Linked DNA regions of Homo sapiens: region 2 is linked to region 1. Evidence: chromatin contacts called from ENCODE Hi-C or POLR2A ChIA-PET data. All regions are on one chromosome and are shown on one strand. Each heading gives the region's core, a stretch centred on a gene start or an enhancer-like site at or near the end of the contact. The rest is flanking DNA. Distances are from core to core; before and after follow the strand shown.

Region 1 (4,373 bases), core at 1-2,500:
GAGAAAAGGAGGGGGAACGCAACGGGCTGGGGAGGGGGGAGCGTGAGACCGCCCCAGAGCCGAGGCGACCCCAAATGGGAGAGCAGGAAGAATGACAGGGAGACTCGGAGCGAGTGGGGGAGGGAGGTGAAATGCAGCCGGGCTGGCCTCCTCCAGGCTGCTCTTCCAAATCGCCTCGGCTCATCGGAGATTACCACACTAAAATTAATGCCCACACACAGACCTGGCTAGATAGCAAGAAAGAAGTTTCTCTGCCTGCCTAACTACCGGCTCCCGCCCCTTTGCGCCGAGATAACTCGGAGATAAGGCTGCGCGCAGATAAGCGCTTCGAGGAGAGAAAAAGAGACTAGAAGTTGGTCCGCGGTGTCCCGGGAGCCTGGGAGCCGCCTCAGCCCGCCCGGAGGGAAGGAGGGAAACACCGTCGGAGCCGACCGCGGCCTGGAGAGGGCCGGAGAGCCGGAGGCCAGGGGCCCGCGACGAGTAGGGGTGGAGGGGAGGAAAGCGGGGAGATCGCGCGAGGAGGAAGCAGCCGAACCTCGGGCGGGCGCTGCGCATGGAGAACGGCCGCGGCGGAGGGTGCTCCCAGGCGCGGAGAGAAGCCGAGGGCGCCAGCGGGCGAGCGCGAGTCCGGGGTCTGCGCCGCGCTGCTGGTGAATAAAAAGGAGAGAGGAGGCGCCTCTTACTGCTCTGCCGGAAAACTGCAGCCTGGGCTCCTGATTGGACTCACCGAGCCCTAAACAAACAGCGCTCGCCGAAGGGTGCCAGGCTGTGGGTCGGAACTGCGCTCAGCGAGCAGCTGGGCGCTGGAGGTGAAGAGGAGGAGGAGGGATCGAGGGGAGGAGAGAAAAGAGGGTGGGGAGGGGACGGCGAGGGGGGAGGGGAGCGCGCCGCCCAGGCAGACAATGAGAGCCGCGCTGCCTGCGGGCGTGGGCTGAGCCGCAAGCCCTGTCCCCGGAGTGGGGGCGAGTCCACCCGGGGGGCACCGAGCCCAGGGACCCCGGGGGAGGGGCGGAGGCCACAGAACGCCTGACCTGGCTAGCGACCCGCACCCATCCAGCGGCGGTGCACCCTCCCGCTCCCGCAGTCGCACACACACACCCACACGAGGGAGGGGGAGGGAGCCTTGGCACGGGAGGAGTTGGCAGTGCACAGTCCCGCGCCGCCGCCGCGGCGGGAGGGGCGCTCCAGACCTTGGGTCAGCACGCCCCCAGAAGGAAGGGGGAACGTGCTCTGCGCCCCCCCGCCCCCCAACCCCCGCCTAGCCCCTTCACAGCAAATGCGCTTTTTGCCCTGAAGTTGTGTGAGACCGACCTTAAACTTTCTCCGACCCTATCTCGGGATGCTACGGCTCAGGTCGTGGTGGTTTCGGGAACCTCAAGACAACATTCCCCAGCTGACCTTTGGGAACTTTAACTCGGGTCGTCATGTACGGAAAGGTAGTCTATGGGGTACGCAGAATGGAAAAGGGCTTCCACATCAGTCGTGTCCGAGGACGCTCTCCAACTTTTGATGTCCCTGGAGAGTTTCTGATATTTCCCTGGAGAGTTTCAGGTAAGTCACAGATAAGTCACTGCGAAGAGGGGGTGTCACCTTCCCTGGACCCAGCGCTAAATGCTGCTTCCCCACCCCCACGTTCATATACACACCCCCTCTTCGCTCCCTCCAAACAGTTATCACAACTCTGTACAAACTGATACGGTCCCTAGCGGGCAAAAGGGACTGGAAATGAACGTCGCGGGGTTATCAGCGCCGATCTGTCAGCGGCAACTCGCGCGGCCGCAGGCTCGTCCGCTGCAGGAGCCGTGATATATGTCTCGCTCCCTTTCGCTTACAGAAAGGATTTCTTCCGACAGACGTGACCCCAGAAGGCTGCCGAGGGAGACTTTAGGACAAGAGGCGTTGTTTTTGTGAGAATGAATTTTTATACTTTACCCCGACCCCACCCCCTACCCCCCGCCCAGGTAAATCCAAGTAAATGATTTTCTGAAGGTCGGTCTCCTAGAAAGCGTTTAGGCTCTGGTTTTTTGTTTTGTTTCTATTTTCGTGTTTTCCCAGTTAGGGAAGGAAGAGGAGCCTGTGCAGAGTTGAACTGGGGTGGAGAGGTGCCTTGTAAAGTATGGTTTCCAGAGATGGTGAGACCTCGTAGCTAAGCGTTGTTTCCTCTGCACGTAACTGTGAGTTGTGAACTTGTGGCTCCTGGGGGAGCGGGACAGGGCCTGGCAGTGCGGGGGAGGGGGCAAGGAATTCAGGAAGTTGGCGAGAATTCTTCGTTTTTCATTCTTCGTTGTAAATTGCTTCTAAACACTTCTGAATTTTAAATTGCTACCGAGAAGGTCCAGAAACCGTTCTCATCCAATTTAGTCACTTTTATTACGTTCCACTTTGCCTCCCCCAATCACTGCGGCGGCTCCCAGTTTCAGCGTGGCCGCATTTGGAAAAGGCTGAAGGTAGAAAACTCTGGAATGGAGAGGCTGGCGACTGGAGCAGGATCCAGGGGCTTTAAATTTTAACCTGAATGCGATCGAATGCGCGACTCCCAGAAGAGATAGCCAGGCGTCCGCCCGGCCGCTCAACCCCCGCCAGGACTCGGAATGCCTTGCTTTTGGTTCTTTTCGTGAGTTCCGACCAAATGTTTAAGTGGACTGGGTTTTGCAGAAGCTCATTTGTAAGCACTGACGGAAATGGGTTGTGGGCATTTGATTTCCTTTGATTCCAACGTTTTGAAATAATGTTTCTCGGATTTGCTATTCGAAGCAATTTTCTAAAAACTCATATCTTATTTGCTAAAAATAAACTCTTTGGCTCAGTTTGTGTCCAGGCTGTGTACGGCCTCCAACCCTGAGCCCCGAGGAGATCGAGCCCTGGCGCGAGCCTGATCTCTGTCCTGTGTGTTTCTTTGTATTTGCAAGTACAAGGATGTCTGCGTGGATATCCCTGGACACTCGATACCCCCCGGGGACCTGCTTTTCCCGCAGCTCCGCAGACGCGGCGGGAGGGCGCGCTGGCCCCGGCGCTGCTGGGACAGAGGTGAGCAGCGGGGTGGACATTGACCGATTCGACAACGTTCGGGCTCTAAGGGCTCGGGAAGGGACCCGGCATTTTACCCTCCAGATTCCCAATCTATTTTTAAAAATAATGTTCAAAACATATGGGAAAAATAAGTGATTGCTCCTTTTCATGGTCACAGATTGTATTTATTTTTTCAGACTGGTTTTCCAACCTAACGAGGGAATGGGTAGTGAATGTTGTTGTTGTTGTTGTTGTTTATGTTGGTTAATTTCGAAATAAAACTGTTTAACTCGTACAGTTGATTCAGACAGAAAACCAGGCTGCCTGACGTCTCCAATGTGCCTTTTCCCCAATGCATCTTTGGCGCTAGGGACCGCTCTGGGGAAGACAAGCATGTTTTCAAAGCCACTCCCATGAGCCCCAGACCCGCGCGTGGAGCTTCCTGGGCGCGCCCCAGCTGGTCTGGAAGGCCGGCAAATTAGGAAGTTTGGAGGGAAGAGGTGCACCCCAAACTAGGGAGAAACCCAAGAGCTGGGGAGAAGGCCCCCACTAGTGTCCAAAGTACGCGGACAGCTCTTAAAAGTTATTGTTTTCTTCGTGGGGATATATATTTTTTCTTTTCCTTCCTTTCCTTTTTTTTTTTCTTTCACCCTCGCATGTCTCCTCTTTCGGGATTTGCTAATCTTGAACGAAACTGTTCTCTCCGGACTGTTTCGACCCAATGAGCGGCCCCTCCTGGGCAAGTCGTCCCCCTTACCCTCACAGAGGGCTGGCTCCCGGGCGCGGCCTGTCCCCAGGGTTGATTTATTTCGGCCGCGCCACACCACTATTCGCGATTCGAATCCACCCAGAACACTGCAGCCAATTGGGCAGGGGGCGGGGGCTTGGCTGCCAAACGGGAAGGGTGTTTGGGGACCCAGTCTTGCGCCGCTTCCGGAGGAGCGGCGAGACCCAGCAAGGACCCGCGTCCCCGTGCACCTCCACCCCCGCAAACTCACGCTCATTTTACGATCCTGTCACAAAACTGGCTGCTTCGGCGATGTTTCATAAGGAAAAAGAATGCATTTCTGACTTAAAACATATTTTTAACTTAGATTTTTAACAGCCCAGATTTATGAGGCCTTCTCGCTTATACCATATTTCTTCCCGTCTCTGGGACGCTTTTACCCAAGGACCCGGGGTCACCTCAGAGCCCCCCACCCCTGCCAGCGTCTGGGGCCAGTGGTGGGTTCCGGGCGGCGTGTCCCCCACTCAGCGGCCGCACTGCACGGTAGGCCGTCGACCAGAGTCCTGGCGGTGATTTTCTTTAAGTTTAAATCTCGGGAAACCAAAAACACTCTTTAGAAACGTCAGGTGGTGGCGGC
Region 2 (4,816 bases), core at 1,858-4,357, 1.1 Mb before region 1:
CTTCCCAGGACCATGGGAAGCTATGACACTTTCTAGTAGCCTGAATATTGCTTGCTGACACCACTAGTTAATAGATGTTCAATCCATTCGTCATTCCATCCTGGAACATGTCTGTGTGTGAGGTACTCAAAACTGTACATTCAGTTGTAAACAGCACTGACAGAGAAATACACATGCTGTGGGAACTCCTGCCATGCTGCTACTCAATCACCGGCTGCACACTAGGGGAGCCGGGCAGGCTGGCATCACATGCCTGGGAATCTGCCCCAGACCTCGAGTCCTCCACCTCAAGAGAGGCTTGTGGGCTGCCCCCCTCCTCTGCTTCCTGACCCTTGTGCCTTCAGCACAACTTGGTGACTGGCAGCCTGGCAGCCTTACCTTCCCATCAGCACCCAGCTCCACACCTTCCAGACCAATGATCTCTTTCAAACTCACTGCACCAGTTGATTGTCTTCCTCCGTCCAACTTCAAGTCCCTGGGAGGACAAGTCAGAGGAAAAAAAAATGCTTTTGTGTGCACCTCAAAGAGCCATGAGGATGCTTACTCCATGAGACAACACAGTCACACCGATGAAAATGACCAGGTGAGCCCTGGTGATGGGACAGCCCGTTGTCCCTCTTCGGGCGCTTGCCAGTGATGCCTTGTTGCAACCACTTTGACATAAATGAAATCCAACTGAACAGAAAGCCTGAAGATGAAGCTGATGGTTTACAGACATCCCTCCCTCTTCCATGAGGCCCCTTATATTCCTAGAGACGGCCAATGAACATGAGGCCAGAGAGCATTCCCTGGGCATCGTGGGACCACAGTTTGCTGGGATCTAGCTGCTGGGTTCTTTCTTTCTTTGTTTTTTTGTTTTGTTCTGAGACGGAGTTTCACTCTTGTTGCCCAGGCTGCAATGCAATGGCACGATCTCGGCTGACTGCAACTTCTGCCTCCCAGGTTCAAGCGATTCTTCTGCCTCAGCCTCCTGAGTAGCTGGGATTACAGGCGCGCACCACCACGGCCGGCTAATTTTTTGTATTTTTAGTACAGACGGGGTTTCACTATGTTGGCCAGGCTGGTCTCAAACTCCTGACCTCAGGTGATCCACCCATCTCAGCCTCCCAAAGTGCTGGGATTACAGGCGTGAGCCACAGCAGCCAGCCTGGGTTCTTTCTAATGCTGCATGAGACCACCTCTCCTTGCTGCTCCCCTTTCTTAGGAGAAATGAATTCTTATCCTAAACACCTACTGGGTTTATTGTTGGTGATGAAAGAATTAATGCCACAGTAGTCACTTCTACCTTGACAGACCACCTAGAAAATGAATATCTTTTAATAGAGGAATAATCTCTAGTAATAACAAGTAATCATTCATTCATTCATTCAGGGATGAAGCCTTGCTCTGTTGCTCAGGATGGAGTACAGTGGTGTGATCATGGCTCACTGTAGCCTCAAACTCTTGGGCGCAAGCCATCCTCCCGTCTTGGCCTCCTAAAGTGCTGGGATTACAGGTGTGAGCTACCATGCCTGGCCAAACAAGCATTTATTTAGCACTTTACTATTTCCAAAGACTCACACATCATTTCTTTGGTTCTTTAAGATGACCCTATGAGAAAGGTACTACTATTTTGATCCAATTTACAGAGGAGGAAACTGAGGCCCTTGGGAGATTGCCAAGGTCACCAGGACGGTAGGTTGGAGAGTTCATCCAATGTCATTTCTAGTACATCACATTGCCGTGGAGATGCAAGATGGACCTATGCTCAGGTGTAACTGCTCACACCTCAAAGGACCACACCCTTCCCCTACGGTAATTTTTAAAATTTGCCACATATCAGAATTGTACGGGGATCTCTGACAAACTGTTATCTGGCTCCCACCCCCAGGCAGTTGGCATGGGCTGTGACCTGGACACCAGGAGTTTTAAACACTCCCCAGGCGATTCTAAACTGCAGCCATGTTTGGGAATGACCAGGTCTTCATGTTCTGACATCCAGTGCCTGTTAGTCAAAGGCACCTCAGACCCACAGCATACTTGCTGTGTGGCCTGGATGGAGGGACCATATTCAGGGGTCATCTCCTACAACCTATGCAAGAACGAATATAAGGCAGGGGCAAATTGCTCCCAGCCAAAGACAAAGTCATCAGGTAAGAAGAGAGGAGGGAGCCAAGCGAGTGGTGAGAAGAGAAGGGAAAAAAGCTATCCTCCAATATAGAAAAAAAAACAGGGATGCTCTGATTCTGTTGAGCCATCATCCTAGTCTCTGGGCATTACATGAATGAGCCGGCTCCCTTATCCTACCCATAATGTGGAGTCTAATTAACAGAAATGCCCAAGACCTTCTGTGCCCAGTAAGTGCTGCATTTCCACAGCAGGCTTCCTGGGAGGCCATGGTAGTGCCACCCTCAAAACATCTCTGGAGTCCCGTTCAGAATCGACACCAAAGTCATGCAGAAGAAAGCCAACAACCAACTCTGTTCACACCCACAAGACCGTCTGCCCTACTGCTGCAGCTGCTATGCAGGCACCCCAGGGCGATTCTCAAAAGGCTTCTTAAAGCAATTAAGGATGGAGATGATGAATGCACAGGGGCACTGGCATAGGGAAGTGCCTACAAAGCAAAAACGTGAACAAGGCAATGAAGCAAAAATACCTGCGGTGGGCAGGGAGGGAGGGGACTGACCACATGCAGAGCAGGACAAAAACAGCAGTGTCTTCCTTTTCATTCAAGGACCAGCAGCTCAGTTCCATGGGCTTCCTACTTTTCCAAAGCCAAAGCCAGCAAGCATGGTCTTCAAATTCCCAACTCCCAAATAATTTTCTCCTTGTTTCCATTTTGCCAGATGGAGAATGTTACTTAGGGCTGAAATTAAGAGAGAAGTAGGGAATATCTTTTTGGAGTGAGTAGGCCAAGGGAAATAAGGAGAATTCCAATAAGCCCATACTGAGAGGGTTCTCAGATGGAGAGCTGGCTGCAGGCAGGGGCAGTCTCAGTCCATTTTCATATCCTGTCTATACAACGTCTGATATGTAACGAACTATTTACTGAGCTGAGCTAGTGTGGCTCTTTGCTGTCTCGCCGGTACTGGTACATGCAGATGGCATGAAACTTGGGTGATTTTCCACTGTGCCCCTTTTCATCTGTCTTCAATTTGCTCACAGGCTCACTGCTTCCCCGGGGCAGCCTTGTCCTGGCCAGCTGTCTGCCTGCCGCCAAATGTGCACATCACACATCACAGTTAACAGAACCAAACCAGTCGCGCCTCTTCCACACTCCCCTTCTTGGCATTTCCTCCAAAGGAAATGAAGCCCTAACAAAAAAAAAATATAGTCATGTGCTCGTATAAAGTCCAAGATTCTATTCCATGAGATAAAACCCAAACCCATTTAAAGAAACAGGGATTCTTAGAAACAGGGATTCCAGTGGATTGTCCAAGCGTCTCAGCGACACTTGGGACCACAAGAAAGACGGGCAAGGCTCCACCAACCCTACCCACAGAACTGGTCCCTCGAGAAATAACGTGACTCACTGCAGTCACCACTTCCCCCTGGCTTTCTACTTACGTCATTCTACTTTCTAAATTGCTAAGGCTAAGCCGAGTAAGAAAATAAGCAAGAATAGTGGGGCCACCCTCAACTGCTACTGGAGACACGTGAGGCTTGTTACAGACCAGTGCCACGCAACAGAACTTCCTGTGATGACGGAGATGGTCCTTATCTACCGTGTTCCATACGATGGTTACGTGTGGCAACTAAGTGCTTGAAATGTGAACAGTTGACTGAGAAACTGAATTTTTATTTAATTTTAATTAATTTAAATGTAAATTGCCACATGTGGCTAGTGACTACTAAGACCCAGTGCTTCCTTGGCAGGACTTTTGCTACCCTTATTTTATAAGTTCCTATGGCAAGATAATATAGTCATAGATACTCAGTGACATGGATTTGGTCTCCCAGTTTTCTTCCCAAGAGTGGCCTATTTTCTGCCTATTGCCTCTGGGGATGTTTAAATTACAGGCCACTGCAGAGGGAGCAGCAGTGCAAGATTCTCCTAAGTCGGAAGGGAAATGACCATGGGGTCCATGATCAAATGGGACCCATGCCTTGCACCATCAGCACCCCAAGAACAGGGCTCCCAGCCATGATAAAGATTCGTAATTCACATCTGGCACAGAGCAGCAGATCTTTTTGCCTGGAGGGGTCACGGGGCGGGTGTGACAGTTTTGGCAGTGCTAGGGCAACCAAAGGAACAACAACCAGCATGTGTTCCCCAAATCCTAGGCATTACAGTAGGTTCCAGGCCCTTCTTTGCACAATACTGGAGATGGGGAGGGAGGAATGCCCAGTGAAAAGTGAGTCTCAATTTCCCCTCAGCCTTGTAGAAGGGGGGTTTACAGTTCATATTAAGTAGATTTAAAAAGAAGAAATGAGGTATTTCTTGTACGCCAAAGCTAGTCACACTTCAAAACTTCGCTGATACAGTAATAAATATCATCTCAGCTCTAGAACACTGACAGCTTCGTGATGGCAGAGGGCAACTTTTCCACGCTTTTCCTCCCTCAGATTCAGGGAGAGGTTATCACTAACTTCAGGGCTACCATTTTGCTGGCCTGGAATTAAGAGCATACACGTACAGGCGTGGGCATAGTCAGCCGTCCACAGAAAACAAAACAGATCTCATTTCTAACAATGTCAGTTTCTTATAGGTTTTTTTTGTTTTTGTTTTGAGATGGAGTCTTGCTCTGTCACCCAGGCTGGAGTGCAGTGGTGCGATCTCAGCTCACTGCAAGCTCCGCCTCCTGGGTTCATGCCATTCTCCTGCCTCAGCCTC

Evidence for each region. A loop is a pair of places that touch in the nucleus more often than their neighbours do. ChIA-PET counts read pairs that join two places held with the same protein, here RNA polymerase II (POLR2A). Pooled maps may share reads with other maps.
Region 2: a loop to region 1 is called in a map of ascending aorta, with 7 times the contacts of the local background. The contact joins the enhancer-like site here to the promoter of GATA6-AS1 in region 1. A Hi-C loop is called at or near these places in 1 of 168 maps with a recorded cell type or tissue (ascending aorta) and 2 of 50 pooled maps. POLR2A ChIA-PET finds 5 or more read pairs at or near these places in 1 of 52 experiments (AG04450).

The regions. Positions count from the first base shown.
Region 1 is chr18:22,165,845-22,170,217 of GRCh38, reverse strand. It overlaps GATA6-AS1 (GATA6 antisense RNA 1 (head to head)), which reads left to right and starts at 1,250. Exons shown (of 2, transcript NR_102763.1): 1 at 1,250-1,551; 2 at 1,835-3,320. It overlaps GATA6 (GATA binding protein 6), which reads right to left and starts at 629. Exons shown (of 7, transcript NM_005257.6): 1 at 536-629. RefSeq lists an enhancer at 2,481-2,984.
Region 2 is chr18:23,230,267-23,235,082 of GRCh38, reverse strand. CABLES1 (Cdk5 and Abl enzyme substrate 1) reads right to left here. Exons shown (of 10, transcript NM_001100619.3): 5 at 379-475. Among named protein-coding and RNA genes, the nearest start is that of CABLES1, 97 kb to the right of the region's middle. RefSeq lists enhancers at 3,013-3,062, 3,183-3,342. Within about 2 kb of position 3,107, at least 22 of the 41 ENCODE cell types and tissues checked have a DNase peak (open chromatin) inside an H3K27ac peak, as active enhancers do; they include ascending aorta, where a contact is called at or near this core.